Linked DNA regions of Homo sapiens: all the other regions are linked to region 2. A link is an interaction called in ENCODE POLR2A ChIA-PET data of the cell type or tissue named here. Cell type or tissue: PC-9. All regions are shown on one strand.

Evidence for each region. ChIA-PET counts read pairs that join two places held together with the same protein. Peaks named below come from ENCODE experiments on the same cell type or tissue, not always from the same donor. Only the 100,000 strongest peaks of a DNase experiment are listed, where the experiment ranks them.
Region 1: POLR2A ChIA-PET joins it to region 2 with 5 read pairs; 12 of 35 experiments call an interaction of 5 or more read pairs at or near these places.
Region 3: POLR2A ChIA-PET joins it to region 2 with 7 read pairs; 12 of 35 experiments call an interaction of 5 or more read pairs at or near these places.

What each region holds. Positions count from the first base shown.
Region 1 is chr1:151,953,420-151,957,419 of GRCh38, reverse strand. LOC124904421 (a long non-coding RNA gene) reads left to right here and starts at 3,784. Exons shown (of 3, transcript XR_007066624.1): 1 at 3,784-3,941. In PC-9, no CTCF peak of the experiment used is centred here; no DNase peak of the experiment used is centred here.
Region 2 is chr1:151,896,051-151,900,050 of GRCh38, reverse strand. The region is part of intron 1 of THEM4 (thioesterase superfamily member 4); the gene reads left to right. Among named protein-coding and RNA genes, the nearest start is that of THEM4, 11 kb to the left of the region's middle. RefSeq lists an enhancer at 1,133-2,332. In PC-9, no CTCF peak of the experiment used is centred here; DNase peaks (open chromatin) are centred at 1,700 and 2,010; H3K4me3 peaks cover 1,436 bases; H3K27ac peaks cover 3,001 bases.
Region 3 is chr1:152,025,500-152,029,499 of GRCh38, reverse strand. LOC105371442 (a long non-coding RNA gene) reads left to right here and starts at 1,912. Exons shown (of 3, transcript XR_001738235.2): 1 at 1,912-2,009; 2 at 2,681-2,860. In PC-9, no CTCF peak of the experiment used is centred here; DNase peaks (open chromatin) are centred at 119 and 2,369; H3K4me3 peaks cover 34 bases; H3K27ac peaks cover 1,934 bases.

The DNA.
Region 1 (4,000 bases), 57 kb before region 2:
TTGTGACATACATACATAATAACCAGAATTATGACTGAGGACATATTAAATGTTTAAGAATTTTATACAATTTTTGAACATTCATATCAATAACATACCCATAAGTGTAACTGAAAGAAGAATCTAGCATCACTTATTATTTGACAATGTTTTCCACATAATTCAACATCTCAAATAAGCCTGATTTCGTTTAATACTTCTCTTTTATAAACTTTTGAGATGTTCCAGGGCCCTCTGAAACATCCCAACATTAGTTTGAGATCAAGAAAGACTTAATTTAGAACTTGATCCTGGGGAAGCCTGCCAAAGATGCCAAAAGGTTTAAAATACCTTATCAAAACAGGATCACAGATTACTACAAAATATTAGTCATTTATTTAACCAGAGTGATAATCAAAGGACTTCAAAAGCAATACATAAATTTACATGGATGCCGAAAAAACTCTTTCTAACCACAGTTCTCCTAAGTAATAAAAAGTAATAATAAAAGCAACATGAAACAGAGGGAATTATCTTGATAAAACACAAAATCTTTGTTTCTTGGGCCAGTTACCAAAAAGGTAAAGAAAAACCTCCTACAATGTGATTGCTTCTCCTTCTGGGAAGCTCATTTAGATAACCTGGAAGTCAAGCCTGATGAAAAGGTGTTTTAATTTAATCAGACATAGGAAGAGTGTGTGTCCAAGGTTATGAGTGAGCACCATATTACAGATGAATGCAAACAAGAATACTAGTACATTGAGTGTGGGAATACATGATTCTTAGTAAAAGCATGGAAAATTACCTGGTCACAAGGAATAATTCAGACACAAGAGAAAAGCCAAGAGTACAGAATCAAGTTCTATTAAAGAAAATATTGCTGTAAAGTTCAGACGATGGCTGAAAATTTTTTTAAAAAAACAGATTTCAGAATTAAATTAAAACCTCTTGCAAATATTACTAAGAGCAGATTAATACTTCAAGAAAACCTTGATGTTTTAACATAGGGGACCAAATTTTAGTTTTGTATCAGTGTATTTATATGTATTTTTAAAATCAGGCTGGGTGCAGTGGTTCACACCTGTAATCTCAGCACTTTAGGAGGCCGAAGTGGGTGGATCACCTAGGGTCAGGAGTTCGAGACCAGCCTGGCCAACACAGTGAAACCCCATCTTTACTAAAAATACAAAAATTAACTGGGTGTGGTGGCATATGCCTGTAGTTCTAGCTGTTTGGGAGGCTGAGGCATGAGAATCGCTTGAACCTGGGAGGCAGATGTTATAGTGAGCCAAGATTATGCCACTGCACTCCAGCCTGGGCGACAGAGCAAGATTCTGTCTCAAAAAAAAAAAAGCTCAATCTTTAGAAAGACTTATAAATAATTACCTTTTAATTATAGCCATCTTTATCACATACAAAATTTCTTTCATAAATTCATCCTTTACTTCCACGACTTACTCAGACCTTCCACAACATACTAAGACCATTAGTTTTGTCCTATACTTCCTCTTTTTTAAATAACCAATCATTTTACTTTAGGACAAAATTTTACCACACTTGATTCTTTCTCATACAAAATTATTCTCTTTTATTTTTAACCTTCTTCACCAAAAATACATCTTCATACTTATAACTTTTTTTCACATCTCTGTCTCTCATACTTACTGGCTTCTTTTTATCTTGTTTTTGTTGCTTTTTTAAACTTACTTTTTGAAACACTCTTAAATAAGGTCTGAATTTAGACAAAATTACTTTTTAATAAACAACACATTTTTATACTTCTAAGTATTTTTTAATAAAAAAATTGTTAACATATATATATATATATATGTATTTGAATTGGTTTTTTATTTTTATTTTTGTTTTTGTTTTTTGAGACAGGGTTTTACTCTGTCACCCAAGCTGCAGTGCAGTGGTATAATCACAGTTCACTGCAACCTCGACCTCCTGGGCTCAGACAGTCCTCCTGCCTCAGCCTCCACTGAGTAACTGAGACCACCAGCATGTGGCACCACGCCTGGCTAATTTTTTAATTATTTATACAGACAGGATCTCCCTATGTTGCCCAGCCTGGTCTTGAACTCCTAGGTGCAAGTAATCCTCTCGCATCAGGCTCCCAAAGTGCAGGTACAGGCATGGGCCACAGCATCTGGCCAGAATTATCAACTCTTAATAACATTAATGTCTAGCAAAAACCTAGGAAGCAAGACATTTTGAACTGTCACATACATTTTATAGACAAGAACCATTTAATAATTTTTAGAAACATGTTTTTCTATATATTAATAAGCCCAAATATATTTAGTCTAGTCTTTTTATTAAATTTAAAAAGCCAGCCGAGCACGGTGGCTCATGCTTGTATTTCCAGCACTTTGGGAGGCCAAGGTGGGCGGATCACTTGAGCTCAGGAGTTTGAGACCAGCCTGGGTGACATGGTGAAACCCCATCTCCACTAAAAATACAAAAAATTAGCTGGGCATGGTGACAAGTACCTGCAGTCCCAGCTACTTGGGAGGCTGAGGTGGGAGGACTGTTTGAGCCCAGAAGGTAGAGGGTGCAGTGAGCTGAGATAGCGCCACTGCACTCCAGCCTGGGTGACAGAGCCAGACCTTGTCTCAAAAGAAAAAAAGCCAAGAACAAACTTATATTTATGTTCAACAATTTGTGTTTTAGTATTTTATCTTATCTGGAAATGACCCAGACATTTAATGAGTATGTATTACTTAATTTAATGTAACATAACTTTCAGATTTTAAATTACATGAAAAATTTATTTAAAAATATTTATCCCATTATGTTTACCTAATTTATTGTTAACAATTATACCTAGATTACTTATGAAAACTGAGCTATTAGACAAAGCTAGTCATCATTTCAAGCTTTTGTTGTTGTCATTAACTATTCTTACAGTATGTGAATTTCAGGTATTCACCTAAGTAAGAATCTTACAGATAAACATATGGGTATTTTGCTGAGAACAAGATAACAAAAATTTTGCTGATAATAGCTGTTTTATTAAATTAACATTATTAAATTTGTCTTACTTATTAAAGTTACACAAAGATCATTTTATTTTTAGACTAGATATACAGTTTTATAAACTTTGTGTCAAATCCTGACCCCTTAAAACATTTAGCAGAGACAAATATAAAACTGTCTAATCGGTAAACTCAGTCAAAAATATATGCTGACAATTCTGAAGACATTTCTATTTTTATTTTATCAACAGAATTAAAACTAGCATATTTATCAAAGATTTATTTAAGTCACATGAACTAAAATGCATTTGGGTTAGTTACTATATATTTTAACAATTTATATGAGCATTCACTTATCTAGCCAATCTGAATAGAATTTCTTAAGGGAATTCTACTGACTACATCAGGTTTTACCATATAGATACAACACAGAAAATAATAAATGTACATATGTGTAGGCACACCTAAACACAAAGATTTTGTGGCTTTTATTTTAGGATTTTATTCATGAGACAGTAAAACATAGTAATACAAACTCACCCATTGTGGAGGAAAAGTTAAATATTAAATTTGAACTCAATTAAACATGAACACAAACAATAGTCACCAAGTCCTGGAACAGGTTGTTTGAGCCCCTTGAGGCATTCATCCAGCGCTGTTTCAGAAAAATCTCTATTTCAATCTATTCCTGTACATTAGTTATTGAAAAACAACAGACAATCACAAAAACAGGTTGACCTTTTTGTGTTCCTTGAGCCCAGTTGCGAAGGGCCCTCCTGACTGGACCTCATGCCAAACAACTCGTTACAAAAAGAGATAGGGTCCCAGACCGCACCGAAGCTTCATGAGGCCGCTCCTCATCTGTGCACGGATGAGTGGTGGACTCTGGAGCCCAGGCTGTTACTTCCCAGTCTGGTGGTGAGTGTCCAACTCTGGAGCCCAGGCTGTTGTTTCCCAGTCTGGTGGTGAATCCTCCACAGTCTGGTGAGTGTAAAGATATATATATATATCTTTTTCCTTCTCCCCTTCCCATTGCAATTTGC
Region 2 (4,000 bases):
CACTGGATACAGAATTCTTGGCTGATAATTGTTTTGTTTGAGGAGGCTGAAGATAGGGCCCCAATCCCTTCTGGCTTGTAGGGTTTCTGCTGAGAAATCTGCTGTTAAGCTGATAGATTTTCCTTTATAGGTTGCCTGGTGCTTCTTTCTCACAGCTCTTAAGATTCTTTCCTTTGTCTTAGCTTTGGATAACCTGATGACAATGTGTCTGGGTGCAGATCTTTTTGTGATGAATTTCCCAGGTGCTCTTTGTGCTTCTTGTATTTGCATGTCTAGATCTCTAGCAAGACCAGGGAAGTTTTCCTCGATTATTCCCCCAAATATGTTTTCCAAGCTTTTAGAATTGTCCTCTTCCTCAGGAAGACCAATTATTCTTAGGTTTGGTAGTTTAACAAAATCCCAGACTTCTTGGAGGCTTTGTTCATATTTTCTTGTTCTTTTTCTTTCTCTTTGTTGGATTAGGTTAATTTGCATTTCTAAAAGTGTGTCCAAAATTTCCTGAATTTTTTATTGTTTTTTCTTTAAGCTATTTCCTTGAATATTTCTCCCTTCTTTTTTTTTTTTTTTTGACTCACTCTGTCGCCCAGGCTGGAGTGCAGTGGCACAATCTTGGCTCACTGCAACCTCCACCTCCCAGCTTCAAGCAATTCTCCTGCCTCAGCCTCCCGAGTAGCTGGAACTACAGGCGTGTGCCACCATGCCCAGCTAATTTTTGTATTTTTAGTAGAGATGGGGTTTCACCATGTTGGCCAGGATGGTCTCAATCTCTTGACCTTGTGATCTGCCCACCTTGGCCTCGCAAAGTGCTGGGATTACAGGCGTGAGTCACCACACCTGGCCCTCCCTTCACTTCTTGTATCATTTTTTGGATTTCCTTGCATTGGGCTTTGCCTTTCTCTGGTATCTCCCTGATTGCCTTAATAGCTAACCTCCTGAATTCTTTTTCAGATAAATCAGGGATTTCTTCTTGGTTTGAATCCATTGCTGGTGAACTAGTGTGATTTTTGGGGGGTGTCGACAAGCCTTGTTTTGTCATATTACCTGGGTAGGTTTTCTGGTTCCTTCTCATTTGGGTAGGTAGACTCTGTCAAAGGGAAGGTCTAGGGCTGAAGGCTGTTGTTCAGATTTTTGTGTTCCACAGGGTGTTCTGCTGATGTAGTACTCTCCCCCTTTTCCTGTGGATGTGGCTTCCTGTGAGCTGAACTACAGTGATTGTTTTCTCTCTTCTGGGTCTAGCCACCCAGTGAGTCTGCCCAGCTCTGGGTTGGTACTAGGAGTTGTCTGCACAGAGTCCTGTGATGTGAGCTGTCTATGGGTCTCCCAGCCATGAATACCAGTGCCTTTTCTGGTGGAGGTGGCAGAGGGTGCAGTGGACTCTGTGAGGGTTCTTAGCTTTGGTTTAATGCTCTACTTTTGTGCTGGTTGGCCTCCTGCCAAGAGGTGGCACTTTCCAGAAAGCATCAGCTGTAGCAGTATGGTGAGGGACCGGTGGTGGGCGGGGCCCTAGAACTCCCAAGATTATATGCCCTTTGTCTTCTGCTACCAGGGTGGATAGGGAAGGACCATCACCTGGGGCTGGGGCTAGGCACATCTGAGCTCAGACTCTCCTTGGGGGGATCTTGCTGCAGCTTCTGTGGGGGATGGCAGTGAGATTCCCGGGTCACTGGAGTTGTGTACCTAGAAGAATTATGGCTGCCTCTGCTGAGTCATACAGGTTGTCAGGGAAGTTGGGGAAAGCCGGCAGTCACAGGCCTCACCCAGCTCCCATGCAAACCGAAGGGCCGGTCTCACTCCCACCATGCCCTTCCAACATCCCCGTGTCTGTTTCCAGGTGGAGGGCAAGACGGGCTTGAAAACTTGTCTGAGGCTTTCCACCTCCCAGCTGCAAAAGAAAAGGGCTTTAGTTCTTCCCCGACCTGTGAAGTCTGCAAGCCGGGTTCATGCCCTCCCCGAGTTCTGGCCAGGAAGCTTCTCCCCAGTTCAAACTGTTACAAAGTTCAGCCGCAGAATTTCTTCTCCCTGTGGAATTTTACCCCCTGCTCCTTTGGCCACCCTCCTGATGAATCCCTGTGGTGCCAGGCAGGTATGGGCTGCTTGGGGACCCAGTGAGCTCCCAGGGCCTTTCTGCTGCTTCCCTTACCCTGTATTTCGCTCAGCTTAGCTCTCTAACTTGACTCAGCTCCAGGTAAAGTCAGAAATTTCTCCTGCAGACAGACCAGCTTCTCCAGTAGGGGTGTGTGTTCAGGAGAGGAGGGTCTTTCTTTCCCAATTCCACAGTTGGGGCACTCACAGTATTTGGGATGTCTCCCGGTCCTGCAGGAGTAGTCCGCTTCCTTCAGAGGGTCTGTGGGTCCTCTTGGGATTGCTGGTTCTTGCAGTCAATCTTGAACTAAAATTCACAATACAAGCCTCCACATGCTCAGCTAATACGATTTTGAAGAAAGTTGGAGGAATCACTCTGCCCAATCCAACACGTATTATGTTCCTACAATAATTAAGAACGATCACAAGGTCCCACAATAGGCTGTCTGCAAGCTGAGGAGCAAGGAGAGCCAGTCAGAGTCCCAAAACTGAAGAACCTGGAGTCCGATGTTCGAGGGCAGGAAGCATCCAGCATGGAAGAAAGATATAGGTTGGGAGGCCAGGCTGTCTCTTCTTCCATAGAGTTTTTGAGACAGGTTCTCTGTATTCTTCCCACCAAGCCAGCATTGGAGCCAGCCCCTGTCAGCAGAAAGCTGGTTCTCCCATCATACTGTGACCTCCCCGTTTTGGTTTTATGGTGCAGTGTGTGTATTGTAGGTACATTAAATCTGAATGAATTGATAAGGGTGGCTGAAAGTAGAATGCCATGGAGTTAATAGCTTCTGTGATCCTACATGTTCCAAGATAACTGCAGCAGTCCAAAAAGCCAGTTTCCTTTCTGGTGTTTGTGGGCATACACTTTGTTCTGCTCCTGAGTAAGTCACACTTTGTCTTCCAGGTCCTCTAGGATCCCTGCAATGTTCCATTTGTTGCCTGGGCATTGGAGTAATAGCAGTGCTTGGTGCTACAGAAATAGATGGATGGAAGTTGTGGTTACTGTGACACCAAAAACTTGTCCCCTGAGCTCCCTACTCCTCTTTCTCCTATATTTTTTGGTAATTGGCTCTGTCATTCACCTCACTGCAGGATTCAGAATCCTGGTACTGGGTCTTGTATTTCTCTTTTTCCCTTACCCTCCTTATCCAAATTGTCACCAAGTTCTGCTTCATGCTCTCATGATTTCTCACCTGAGTTACCCTAGTAGCTTCCAAATAGGGCCCTCTGATTTCAACCTTGGACACTCCCACTATCTTTTATATTATGGAAAGATCTAATCATGTTACCCCCCATTTAAAATCCCTCAGAGAGCACTGCAGATACAATTCAAGCCAGTTAGCTTAGTGTTAAGGTTTTACATGCATTTCTGCAGCCATCTGCCCCTATTCTTGCACCCTAATAATGCCAAACTTCTTTTAGGCCTTAATTTCATCATCTGCAAAATGAGGATAATAAATAGTACCTACTTCATATGATTGTAATAAGGCCCCTCAAAACTGTTTCATGCCTCTTTTGCCCACTGCATTAGGCTGTTCTCACATTGCTATAAAGAAATGCCTGAGGCTGCGTAATTTATAAAGAAAAGAAGTTTAATTGACTCACATTTCTACAGGCTATACAGGAAGCATGATGGTGGCATCTGCTTGGCTGCTGGGGAGGGCTCAGAAAACTTACAGTCAGCCGGGCACAGTGGCTCACTCCTGTAATCCCAGCACTTGGGGAGGCCGAGGTGGGCAGATCACCTAAGGTCAGAAGTTCGAGACCAGCCTGTCCAACATGGTGAAACCTCATCCCTACTAAAAATACAAAAATTAGCCGGGTGTGGTGGGGCGGCACCTGTAACTCCAGCTACTCAGAAGGCTGAGGCAGGAGAATCACTTGAACCCAGGAGGTGGAGGTTGCAGTGAGCCAAGATTGCGCC
Region 3 (4,000 bases), 130 kb before region 2:
AACACTTGCCCTCAGCATTCTACTGAAACTTCTCCCCTACTAGTCACTGGCCCAGCAGGCTTTGTTCATCCTTCCTGACGATTGCATCATGCAATGCATATTTGAGTCTCTATAATGTTCCAGACACTGTGCCGGGGGGGCAAAGCGAAAAGAATACGAACATCAGGAAACTGCCGCAGTATCCAGATCAGAGGAGGTGGTGGCCTGGACAGTGGGTGGTTGGGGATGGATTCAAGGGATATTTGGGTGGAGCATCAAATGGGCTTGGGGATTTGGTTGGATATGAGTCATGAGAGAAAAAAGTCTGATGCCCAAAGGCAGGAGGAATGGAAGGAAGCATCCAGCATGGAGAAAGATGAAAGCCAGAAGACTCAGCAAGCCAGCTTCTTCGGCCTGCTTTGTTCTAGCCACGCTGGCAGCCGATTGGATGATGCCAACCAACACTGAGGGTGGGTCTTCCTCTCCCAGTCTACTGACTCAAATGTGAATGTCCTCTGGCAACACCCTCATGGTCACATCCAGAAACAATACTTTACCAGCTATCTCGGCATCCTTCAATCCAATCAAGTTGACACCTAATATTAACCGTCACACCACCCCATCTCCCTAATGTGGGCACATTCCCCGGCCCTCATCTCTCTCTTTCTCTCTCTCTCTCTACTTCTCAAGCTAGATCTTCTCTCCAAACTCAAATTGTGAATGCCCACTGGGCATTACCAACAAGACCAATACAAAATGCCCTCACTGGGCTCATTATCTCCTCCCCAAACCAACCCTTCCTGCTAGTGTCTCTCTCTACCACTCACTTTGCTTATAGGAAGTACTCCATAGGGGTTTGTTGATCTGAATCTTGAGTTAGAAGCTTGGTACCAATTAGATCTTACTTATCAAAACCTAAGGGCCCAAGCAAGCAAAGGCTTTCTGGTTAGTTCCCTTTAGCCTGGTGTCTTAAAGCCATGGCCAGTGATTTCTTTCTTTTTTTTTTTTTTTTTTTTTTTCCGAGATGGAGTCTCGCTCTGTCACCCAGGCTGGAGTGCAGTGGTATAATCTCAGGTCACTGCAACCTCTGCCTCCCGGATTCAAGCATTTCTCCTGCCTCAGCCTCCCGAGTAGCTGGGATTACAGGCATGCGCCACCATGCCCGACTAATTTTTGTATTCTTAATAGAGACGGGGTTTCACCTTGTTGCCCAGGCTGGTCTCGAACTCTTGACCTCGTGATCCGCCCTTCTTGGCCTCCCAAAGTTCTGGAATTACAGGCATGAGCCACCGTGCCCGGCCCGATTTCTTGGTAAAGTAGCAAATAGACCAGTAGGGTGCCTGATATTTTTCCATCTCTTCCCTAGCTCACTGTTTTTTGGGGATAGTGACACTTTTTAAAAAAAAATACAGGGTGCACCTGCTAAAGGAATAATATGGAGACTTAATGACTACTGATTTTTTCCTTCTTGTGCCACTAATGAATTAAGGGACACATCTGAGAGGTAGCTACAATTGTACTAAAATCCACTGTGAGTGTGATTTATGCAAGAAAGATAATATAGCAAAATTTTGATAAATATACATGTTTTAAGTTAAAGCAAATATTTTAAATATCCTTTTTATAAATATCCATTTTCACCAATTTTTTTAAGTTAGCCAAACCAACTACAGGTCCCTACCCTTTAGAAAAGAGGACCTCTACCATTTTGCAATAAACTCTCTTAAGCTTCTCCCTGTCCAGTTGGACCTCTTCCATCCCTTTCTCCACCGTGTGATCAAAGAGAGTTTTTAAAGGCAAATGTTCTGGTATCGCTCCCATGTGTAAAACCAGGCATTGGACCTTCTGAATATACAGGATTCCCTGGAGCACTCAAGAGCCTTTGTGGTCTGCTCCCTGCCCACCTTGCCAACCAAGGCTAGAACTGATGTCACAGTGATGTGCCTCTTTGCTTTGACACACGCTCTTCTTGCTGCCCTGAAAGGCCTTGGCCGCCTTTCCACCTGTTTCTACTTGCCCTGTAGAGCAGTGTAAGTATCATCTCCCCAAGAAGGCCTTTCCTAAGACCCCTATCCAAAGCTGATTTTAATGCTCTTATTCTATGCTCCAGAGCACTCCATTCTTGCCTCTATCATAGCACTTGCCACTCTACTTACAGTGTTCTTACTTGTCTGTCTTTTCTAACTTGACTTTGAGCTCAAGAACAGAGACCTAATTAAAGGCATCTTTGTATTGCTAGGACTTAATGTGGTACCCAGCATATAGTAGCAAAAAAAAATTGTTGAATGAAAAAAATATATGATACATGAATAAGCGATAAGAGAATGCTATACCAGATGTGGGACATACCATGTATATCAGTCTGGGTTCCCACAGGAAACACATGCACACTCAAACGGGTCACTGAAGAGAATTTAAGGAATGCACTATTTATGAAGATGTAAGAGATAAGATAAATAACAAGAGATGGCAAAGCACCAGGACTAGCAAAATTAGGATGCTGTTCCCACCTCTCAGCCTGACTGGCAAGGGAGAAATTATTGGAATTCAAGAGCCATATAGCCCAGGAAGAGGGGCCACTCACGGATGCTGTGGCCTTAGATGTAGAAATACAGCCACTGTCAAACCACAGCCTGGCAGGAGGGACCCCGGGGAATAAATATTGATTTCTCTCTCTTCCCACCTTCTGATCGCCTGCAAGTGCCTCCTGTTGGTCCACCCTACTGGAAGTCTGAGCTGGGCAGAGAAGCACCAAAAGTGGAGCTGGAGGAGCAAACAGAATATCCAGCACACTGCAGAAAGCTGAGATTGGTATTCTTCTACCGCATGGCTACTCCTGCCACCAAGGGGAACACAGAGTAAAGTGACAACACTAATTCAGGTAGACTTTTTTTGTGTGTGTATTTTCTTGAGTTATTGAAAATTTTAAATTTTTTTATTATGGTTAAATATACAGAACATAAAAATTTAACACTGTTACCATTTTTTAAGTGTACATTTTAGTAGCATTAAGTATATTCACATTGTATAAACATCACCACCAATACCTCCATAACGTTTCCATCTTCCCAAACTGAAAGTCTGCATCCATTAAACAATAACTTCCCTCTCTCCCCTCACCTACCTCCTGGTCACCATCATTCTACTTTCTGTCTCTATTCATCTGACTACTCTAGGTACCTCCTGTCAGTGGAATTATACAACATTTGTCTTTTTGTGTCTGACTTATTTCACTTAGCATAATGTCTTCAAGATTCATTTATGTTGTTGCATATGTCAAAATTTCCTTCCATTTCAGGGCTGAATAATAGTCCATTGTGTGTATATTTGTGTGTATGTGTGTGTGTGTGCCACATTTTGTTTATCCATTCATCTATTGATGGACACTTGGGTTGCTTCCACCTTTTGTTATTGTGCATAGTGCTACAATGAATGCAGGTGTATAAATAATGATTTAAGTCTCCGGGAATACAACCCAGAAATAGAATTGCTGGATCATATGGTAATTCTATTTTTAGTTTTTGAGGAACCACCATACATCTTTCCACAGTGGCAGCACCACTTTATATTCCCACCAGCAATGCTTACAAGGTTTCCAAAGTCTCCACATACTCACCAACACTTGCTATTTTCTTCTTTTTAAAATAATAGCCATCCTAATGAATGTGAAATAGTATCTCATTTTGGTTTCCTTTCACATTTTCCTAAAGATTGGTGATGTTAAGCATCTTTTCAATGTGCTTATTGGCCATTTGTATATCTTCTTTGGAAAAATGTCTATTTGATTCTTTTGCCCATTTTGTATTGGGTTGTTTGGTTTTTGTTGAGTTGTAGGAGTTCTTTTTATATTCTGGGTATTAAGCCCTTATTAGATATGTGATTTGCAAATATTTTCTACCATTCTGTGGGTCGCCTTTTCACTCTATTCATAGTGTCCTTTGATGCACAAAAGTTTTTCGTTGTGATGAAGTCCAATTTATATGTTTTTTTCTTACATTTCCTGTGGCTTTGGTGTCATATC